Regions from separate parts of the Homo sapiens genome. Here region 2 is linked to region 1. Evidence: chromatin contacts called from ENCODE Hi-C or POLR2A ChIA-PET data. All regions are on one chromosome and are shown on one strand. Each heading gives the region's core, a stretch centred on a gene start or an enhancer-like site at or near the end of the contact. The rest is flanking DNA. Distances are from core to core; before and after follow the strand shown. Region 1 holds the start of FAM221A (family with sequence similarity 221 member A). Region 2 overlaps IGF2BP3 (insulin like growth factor 2 mRNA binding protein 3).

Region 1 (4,102 bases), core at 1,032-3,531:
AGCCTGGGCAGCAGAGCAAGACTCTATCTAAAAAAAAAAATAATAATAATAATAATAATAATAATAAATATATATATACATACACACACACACACACACACACACACATGATAAAGCCAGATGTGGTGGCTCACACCTGTAATACCAGCACTTTGGGAGGCTGAGGTGGGAGGATTGCTTGAGGCCAGGATCTCAAGATGAGCCTGGGCATCCTAGTGAGATCCCATCTCTACAAAAAATTTTAAAATTAGCTGGGTGCGGAGATGCATGCCTGTAGTCCTAGCTAGTTAGGAGGCTGAGAAGAGAGAGTCGCTTCAGCTCAGGAGGTCAAGGTTGCAGTCAGCCATTATAGTGCCACTGCACTCCAGCCTGGGTGACAGAGCGAGACTCTAAATAATAATAATAATAATAGGTCTGCAGTGGGCCTGAGATTCTGCTTTTCTAACAAGCTAACAGGTGATGCCAGGACACTGGTCAGGGCCTCCCACAGTGTGAGTAACAAGGCTGCATGCTTCCCCTCCCAACCGACTCCCACCGAAGTACCTAGGCAAGAGCAAATCCAGGAAAACTCTTCGGAAGGAAAGTTTGTTTCCTTCTAAACTCATATTTTGACTCATCTTCCCACCCCACCTTCCCAGCCCACCTTTTCATATCTAGGTACTCAAGTCCTGTTTTCCCCACTTTTCTAAAATTCTGACGTCAGTAAAGGACCTGATAATCTCTTTCAGAGGGAAGTGTTGCAAGTTATTTACGATTGCAAAAATAATTTCCCAGCCGGGCGCGGTGGCCCAGGCCTGTAATCCCAACACTTTAGGAGGCCGAGGCAGGTGGATAGCTTGAGTCCAGGAGTTCAAGACCAGCCTGGGCAACGTGGTGAAATCCCGTCTCTACAGAAAATACAAAAATTAGCTGGCCGCCTGTAGTCCCAGCTACTCGGGAGGCTGAGGCAGGAGAATCACTTGAACCCAGGAAGCGGAGATTGCGGTGAGCCGAGATCGCGCCACTGCACTCCAGCCTGGGAAAGAGTCAGACCCCGTCTCAATAAAATAAATAACTAAATAATTTCTCAATAAAATAAATAACTACATACATAGGTCTGCCCTAACATGTTCGGAGCTAGGCAAGAGTCAACTGGAGGCCCACAATTCACATATCTAAATATCCAAGTTATCAGTCAACACCAGCTCCAGCAACTTGCTCCCAGGCAAAAGCTCTGGAGAACTGGAGGCTAAAGGAGCCGGCTCTGCTCTGGGAGAGGACGGGATGGTGGTTGTTCTGACCCTGAACCGGGCGTGGGAACTGACCCCATCAAGCTCCTAGCCCTTATTCTTCTGGCTCAGAATATCCAGGCAGTTCTAAGGGTTACCCAAAACTACACAAACAGGGCAGTCAGAGCAGGGGAGAACAGTCAGCTGGGGGGCCGTCTGCGCGCACACCTCTGGGTCATCTGGGCCACCCACGATGCCGCAGAGGAGCCCCTGTCGCTCGCTCCGGCCTCCCTGGCGGAGCCTGGAGCGTCTCCCCTCCGCTTGTACACACACATCCTCCCGCCCCAACTCCGCGTCCTCAGGCGGTCCTCTCCAGGACTTCCCATCCGCCCAGATTCCGGACGATCAAAAACCCCAGGAAGCGGAAAAAGAGCGCGTCGCTGCAGGTGCACCAGCCTCGGTCAGGATCCAGGACAATGAACCGCGTCCTCAGGCCAAAGGAGCGACTCCGTTTCCAGTTTCGGAAGGGGTTTCTCCAGAATACCAAACACCAGTCGGTGCCTTTCTCCTAAAACCAGCACCTCGGGGTGGGGAGCGCGTTCAGAAGTTCACGGTTGACTCAATTACTGGGTTAATTTGATGTATGCTAACTTCTATAGCCCCGAGTACTCGATGTGCCTGTTTTCAATGGCCATTTAAAAAACAGCTGGACCTCTGTATCAATCTAGAGTTAGTCATCCTTCTTGGAAGGGAGCAGAGGGGCCTCTTAAATGTTATTGGAAGACTCATCACTGCATAGAACCGCGTGGCCCTACAATATTTAATTAGGCAAAGACTAAACTGGAATTCATCTAGGCCTCCCCCAACAGCCCAGGCACAGATTCCGGGAACCCCCGCGGACGCCCGCCGGGCCCCTGCTCGCGCCCCCAGCCCAGGGATCCTGGCCCCTCGGAGCGGCGGGGGGGCAGGCCCGGAGCCACAGCCTCACCTCCGGTACTCCAGGTACTCGTCCACCGCCGCCGCGCCGCCGAGAGGCAACGTCAACCGCTCCATTGCCGGTGGGGAAGCCAAAGGCTTCCCTGCGGACCAGCTGACCTCGAAGCCCGACCCGCCCCGTTCCCTCCCGGTACCGCGCCCCCTCCCGCCCGCCTCCTGATTGGCCCGGCCTGAAGCCCGAGGAGGCCGCGCGCGGCAACTGCGCAGGACGCGCGCCCCTACTGGCTGCCGGCGCCAGGCACCAGAACCCGGATCTCCGCAAGCGCAGCCTCGCGCCACATGGAGTGCAGTTTGCCGCCCTCCACAAACCTTGCACCTATTCCCCTCTCCCTTCCCTGGACCGGCGAGTCTTCTTGTAAATTAACAAGTGACAAGGGAGTGCAGTGCCTTGCATATAACAGGCGCATAGAAAATGGCTTATTTCTTTGTACAGCTCTTTTCGCTTAATCCATCTCTTGAAATATAAGTAGTTTTGAGAAGGTTCTGCTTTAGTTTGAGGCCTGCCTCTCCTTAACTGTCGGCCTGTTTCCAGTATTGGCGTTTTCAAAAACTCTGATGTAACAATCAGTAGTCCTGGGTATCTGGGTTCACTTTGGGGGTTGCTAAAGCTACATGTTCTTCAAAGGAACCGAATAACTGATTTAAGGTGAAGCAAGTAAAAACAATTTAGGTGAAGTTTTGTTGTTGTTTTTTAACTTTTGGAAACACTCTGCAAAATATATTTAGAAGCTGAATTACCATGCGATTGGTAATTTGGCCATAATTTGACTTAGCACGTTGTGGAAAAGAATAGGAAATCTTCAGGCGAAGTCATTAAACTCTGAAGCTCCCAGGGGATCAGCTTTAGCGCCCTCTGTAAAGTATCTGGGAGGGAGAATATGCAAACAATAAGAAAAATAATTAAACTTCAGTACAGTACTTTAGTTTCAAAGTACTGTTCTACATATTTCAGGTCCATAAAACATTATGTAAACAAATTGTTTGGGTACCACCCACCTCCCTTCTCGGTACCCTTTCAACAAACCCCACCCTCTCCCCAAAGTCTTCCTCCTGTTCAGAGGCGTTCTTGACAGTCAGATAAATGAGTGATCCTGAAATCGGATTCATATTTTAGGAAACTGATCTCAGCTCAGTATTCTCTCCTATCACACGTGTGGTTTGCTGCTGTCCATTTTACCTCTTCCACCCGACACCTCCCAGATGGGGTCTTGCTCCGTCTCCAAGGCTGGAGTGCAGTGGCGGGATCTCGACTCACTGCAATCTCTGCCTCCTAGGTTCAAGCAATTCTCCTGCCTCAGCCTCCTGAGTAGCTGGGATTACAGGCACTAGCCACCACGCCTGGCTTTTGTGTGTGTGTGTGTGTGTGTATTTTTAGTAGAGACAGGGTTTCACCATGTTGGCCAGGCTGGTCTTGATCTCCTGACCTCGTGATTTGCCCGCCTCAGCCTCCCAAAGTGCTGGGATTACAGGCGTGAGCCACCACGCCCAGCCCCATTCTACCTCTATGAGAGCCTAGTCTTGCTTTTAGGCAGCAACTGAACTAACAAAGAAAAATAGAAGAAAATGCCAGGCTCTGCAGGCTTACAGAAAAGTGGCAGGGGAATGTCTGTGTAGGCAAGTACAATTTAAAAATCTAGAGGGAAATGGTTAAAATAGATTTAGCCCAATTGTGGACTCTTCCAGGAAGATGCTGGAGCAGTAAACTCTTCTGGCCAAAGAAGTCAACAAAAATATTGAGCGTGACGAATAAGAGTATGGAACAAACTAGAAAATGTTATCCTGACCTTACATAAAGCTGACAGATTTGCAAATTAAAATACTGTATATGGTACTCACCTCTGCTTTAATAAAAAGGTATAATCAAACTATAACTTCCTCCCAATGTGTAGCTAAATTGA
Region 2 (4,441 bases), core at 468-2,967, 310 kb after region 1:
TTGGGTATATATGTGAATATATGAGCATATACACATACCTTTTTAAAAATTGAGAAATTCACATAATATAAAATTGTTGCGGGAAGTCAGGGACCCTGAACGGGGGGACCGGCTGAAGCCTTGGCAGAAGAACATAAACTGTGAAGATTTCATGGACATTTATCACGGAACCTGCCGACATGTGATGTCTCCCCCAGACACCTAGCTTTAAAATTTCTCTCTTTTGTACTCTGTCCCTTTATTTCTCAGACCGGCCGACACTTAGGGAATATAGAAAAGAACCTATGTGAAATATCGGGGGTGAATTTCCCCCGATATCAAATCATTTTCTTTTTATACTTTTACTTATTTATCATCATCATCATCGTCACTATTGGAGACAGAGTCTCACTCTGTCACCCAGGGTGGAGTGCAGTGGCGTCATCATAGCTCACTGCATCCTCCTAACTCTGGGTTCAAGCAGTCCTACCACCCCAGCCTCCCGAGTAGCTGGGAGTACAGGCACTCACCACCACATCTGGCTAATTATTTTTATTTTTGTAGAGATGGGGTCTTTCCTATGTTGCCCAGGCTGGTCTCAAACTCTTGGCCTCAATTGATCCCTTGCTTCAAGTGATAACTTGGCCTCCCAAAGAGCTGGGATTATGGATTTGAGCCACCATGCCCAGCCTCTACTATACTATTTTTATATAAGGGACTTGAGCATCTGTGAATTTTGGTATCCAAGGTAGGGGGTTGCTGAAACCAATCCCTCACAGATACCGAGGGATGACTGTTTATATGTACCATGTTTTGTTTTATCCATTCATTAGTCAGAGGATGCTTGGGTTGCTTTCACCTTTCAATTATTGGCTATTTTGAATAATGCTCCCATGAACATGGGTGTAGAAGTACTTCTTTGAGTCCCTGTGTTCAGTTCTTTTGGACGTATACTCGGTTAGTGCATTTGTGTTGCTGTAAAGGAATACCTGAGGCTGGGTACCTTGTAAAGAAAATAGGTTTATTTGGCTCACAGTTCCTCAGGCTATACCAGCATGGCTCCAGCATCTGCTCAGCTTCTGGCAAGGCCCAGAAAGCATTTACTCATGGTGAAAGGTAGAGGGGAGTGGGCATGTCACATGGCATGAGAGGGAGCAAGAGAGAAAAGGAAGTTCCAGCCTCTTTTAAAACAACCAGATCTCATGTGAGCTCACAGAGCAATAAATCACTTGTTACCTCAAGGATGGCACCAAGCCATTTATGAAGGGTCTGCCCCCATGACCCTAACACCTCCCACCTGGCCCCATCCCCAACACTGGGGATCGCATTTCAGCATGAGATTCGAAGAAGACACAATGTTCAAACCATATCAATACCCAGAAGTGGAATTGCTGGATCATATGGTAGGTCTATTTTTAATTTTTTTTGAGGAACTGCTGTACTGTTTTTCATAGCAGCTGCACCATTTTATCCAGCAATGTATGAGGGTTTTGATTTTTCCACATCTGTGTCAACACTCATTATTTTCCTTTGTTTTTCTTTTTATGATGCCCCTTGAATCATATTTTCCTTCTTTTTAAAAAATTATGGCCATTCTAATGGAGGTGAAGTGGTATCTCCTTGTGGTTTTGATTTACATTTCCCTAATGACTAATGGTGCAGAGCGTCTTTTCGTGTGACACACACACTTCTAAAAACACCTGGAGAGACCCCACCAAAGCGACAGTGGTTTCTTCTAGGGGTTGGGGGAAGTCCCTGTTTTGAAAGCAGGTGGTTCAAAAACCACCTAACATTGAACTATTTTGAATGTTTTTATGAGCATTTCTGTGAGTAAAATGTAGCACAAGTTAATGCTGGCTAGTACCTTCTTCTGACTAAGATGTATAGAAGTATCGTATTTAGTACTTGGAACATGAGCAAGGGGATACATGGGAGTTAATAAAGCTCTTAACCTGCCTATGGACAGATTTGATTTTCTAGTGCAGGTAATGGCCGAGTAAGGATTGAACTGGTTTCCGTCGGTGTATTTATATTTTATTTAAATTGCATAGGGAAATGAGGCAACTTATTAGACCAAGTGATTAAGAGTATGGGCTCTGGAATCTGTGAGCTGGAGTTTGAATCATTTCTCCAGCATTTATCTGTCCAAGTTCTGACACTGTGAACTTTTCTGTGCTGCAGCTTGCCCATCTATAACATGGAATAATGTTGCCTCATGGGATTGTGTGGATTTGAGTTAAAGTAGATAAAGCATTTGGGACAATGCTGCTGCCAGAAAGCACTCAAATGTTAGCAGCCCTGATTCATGACTGAACGAAGGCTGGTGTGGTTGGAGAGAAGAGAATGGCCTTAAAGGATGAGTGGAACACGGCCTTCAGGGCACTTGTTAGGGATCTCTTAGAGTTTATAGTAGGGTGTGACTTGTTCTGCTCGGCTTTTAAAATCAGTCTAGTTCCGTATTATTCTAAGTGAAGTAACTCAGGAATGGAAAAACCAAACGTCGTATGCTCTCACTCATAAGTGGGAGTTAAGTTATGAGGATGTGAAGGCATAAGAATGATACAATGGACTTTGGGTACTCGGCGGAAAGGGTGGGAGGAGGGTGAGGTATAAAAGAGTACATGTTGGGTACAGTATACACTACCTGGGTGATGGGTGCACCAAAATCTCAGAAATCACCACTAAAGAACTTATTCACGTAAGCCAGACACAGTGGCTCACACCTGTAATCCCAGCACTTTGGGAGGCCAGGGGGGGCAGATCACGAGGTCAGGAGTTTGAGGCCAGCCTGGCCAACATAGTGAAACCCCATCTCTACTAAAAATACAAAAATCAGCCGGGGGTGGAGGCACGTGCCTGTAGTCCCAGCTACTTGGGAGGCTGAGGCAGAAGAATCGCTTGAACCCCGGGTGGCGGAGGTTGCGGTGAGCCAAGATCGTGCCACTGCACTCCAGCCTGGGTGACAGAGTGAGACTCCATCTCAAAAAAGAAAAAAAAAAAACTTATTCATGTAACCAAATACCACCTATTCTCCAAAAACCTATTGAAATAAAAAATAAATTAAAAATAAAAATCAGTCTAGCTCAGCATTGCCAAAGAGAAACATAACGTAAGCCCCTTAAGCTCTGGATTCGGTTTTTCCACTGTGACTTCAGTGTGGCTGGATTGTTGGACTGTTCTCTCTCAGAGAGTCCAGTGTGGCCGGATAACTTGGACTGTTCTCTCTCAGAGGCTCTGATCACATGACTCCTAGGAGTCCTAAAGCATCATCTCCTCCCCATGTTAGAGGATCTAACTTGTGAACATTGAAAGTGGCTAGAAAGTTGGGACGCTTTGCTCCGTGTGGTATGATGGAGGCTGAGCTTCCCTCTGGGGCTTTTCGATGATAAAGGGGATATGCAGCATGGTTTACAATCTTATTAATGGTCTGGTCTGTGGTGCTGGCTTTCTTAACTTGACAGTCATTTTCACACCAGTGTGAGGAATGGTTTGAGTGTTATCCAAGTAATTACGGTGCTAACATTTTAGAGAAATATACATTAAGGTGGATATTTCTTTATTTTGTTTTAGAATTATATATCAATATTTAACTGGAAATGATTATTTGGAACCTGCAATACAGATTGTTCTTCATTTTGTAATATAGCCATTTCTCACAAATAGATGTAAAAGAACAGTTCCTGAGATGATCTTGCCCATGACAGATAAGTAGTTCCTGTTTGTATAAACTGTGCTGAGCTGTTTGAAGGATGTTCCCTTCATCTCCATATCCCTAGCGCTAAGGGTGATTCTGTGGAGACTTTTTGCCTCTCTTGTTGCAATGAGTAGTAGTCAAGGTGACTCCTTTCTAGAAACCCCTCCCCAATGACTGACATTGGCTTTGGTGCTTGGAAGGGTGTGTGTGTGTGTGTGTGTGTGTTGGCAAGGTGTTTGTTGGGGCAAGTAAGCATTAAATATCCCGCTTTGCATTTTATTAATACTTTAATCTCACTGTGATTTTTGTAATGCTTGTTCCACTTCTATATCTTTTGTATAAATTCCTGACAAATACCTGTTTGCTTATATTATTATGGACTTTTAAAGACACCTAGAACTGGCTGGGCGCAGTGACTCACGCCTGTAATCCCAGCATTTTGGGAGGCCGAGGTGGGCACATCACTTGAGGTCAGGAGTTCGAGACCAGCCTGGCCAACATGGCAAAACTCTGTCTCTACTAAAAATACAAAAAATTAGCTGGGCGTGGTGGCACACGCCTGTAATCCCAGCTTCTCGGGAGGCTGAGGTGGTAGAATGGCTTGAGCCCAGGAAGTGGAGGTTGCAGTGAGCTGAGATCACACTGCTGCACACCAGCCTGGGTGACAGAGCAAGACTCTGTCTTAAAAAAAAAAAACAAAAAAACCAAAAAACCTAGAACTAGCTTCCTTTGCCCTGTAGAACAAAAAAATAGTGTGACTCCTTTTTA

The links. A loop is a pair of places that touch in the nucleus more often than their neighbours do. ChIA-PET counts read pairs that join two places held with the same protein, here RNA polymerase II (POLR2A). Pooled maps may share reads with other maps.
Region 2: a loop to region 1 is called in a pooled map, with 6 times the contacts of the local background. The contact joins the enhancer-like site here to the promoter of FAM221A in region 1. A Hi-C loop is called at or near these places in 8 of 50 pooled maps. POLR2A ChIA-PET finds 5 or more read pairs at or near these places in 2 of 52 experiments (OCI-LY7 and activated naive CD4-positive, alpha-beta T cell).

The regions. Positions count from the first base shown.
Region 1 is chr7:23,678,378-23,682,479 of GRCh38, reverse strand. FAM221A (family with sequence similarity 221 member A) reads right to left here and starts at 2,281. Exons shown (of 7, transcript NM_199136.5): 1 at 2,197-2,281. The coding sequence starts at 2,261. RefSeq lists an enhancer at 1,478-1,727 and a silencer at 2,058-2,347.
Region 2 is chr7:23,370,612-23,375,052 of GRCh38, reverse strand. The region is part of intron 3 of IGF2BP3 (insulin like growth factor 2 mRNA binding protein 3); the gene reads left to right. Among named protein-coding and RNA genes, the nearest start is that of SNORD65C, 24 kb to the left of the region's middle. Within about 2 kb of position 1,717, at least 4 of the 41 ENCODE cell types and tissues checked have a DNase peak (open chromatin) inside an H3K27ac peak, as active enhancers do; they include OCI-LY7, where a contact is called at or near this core.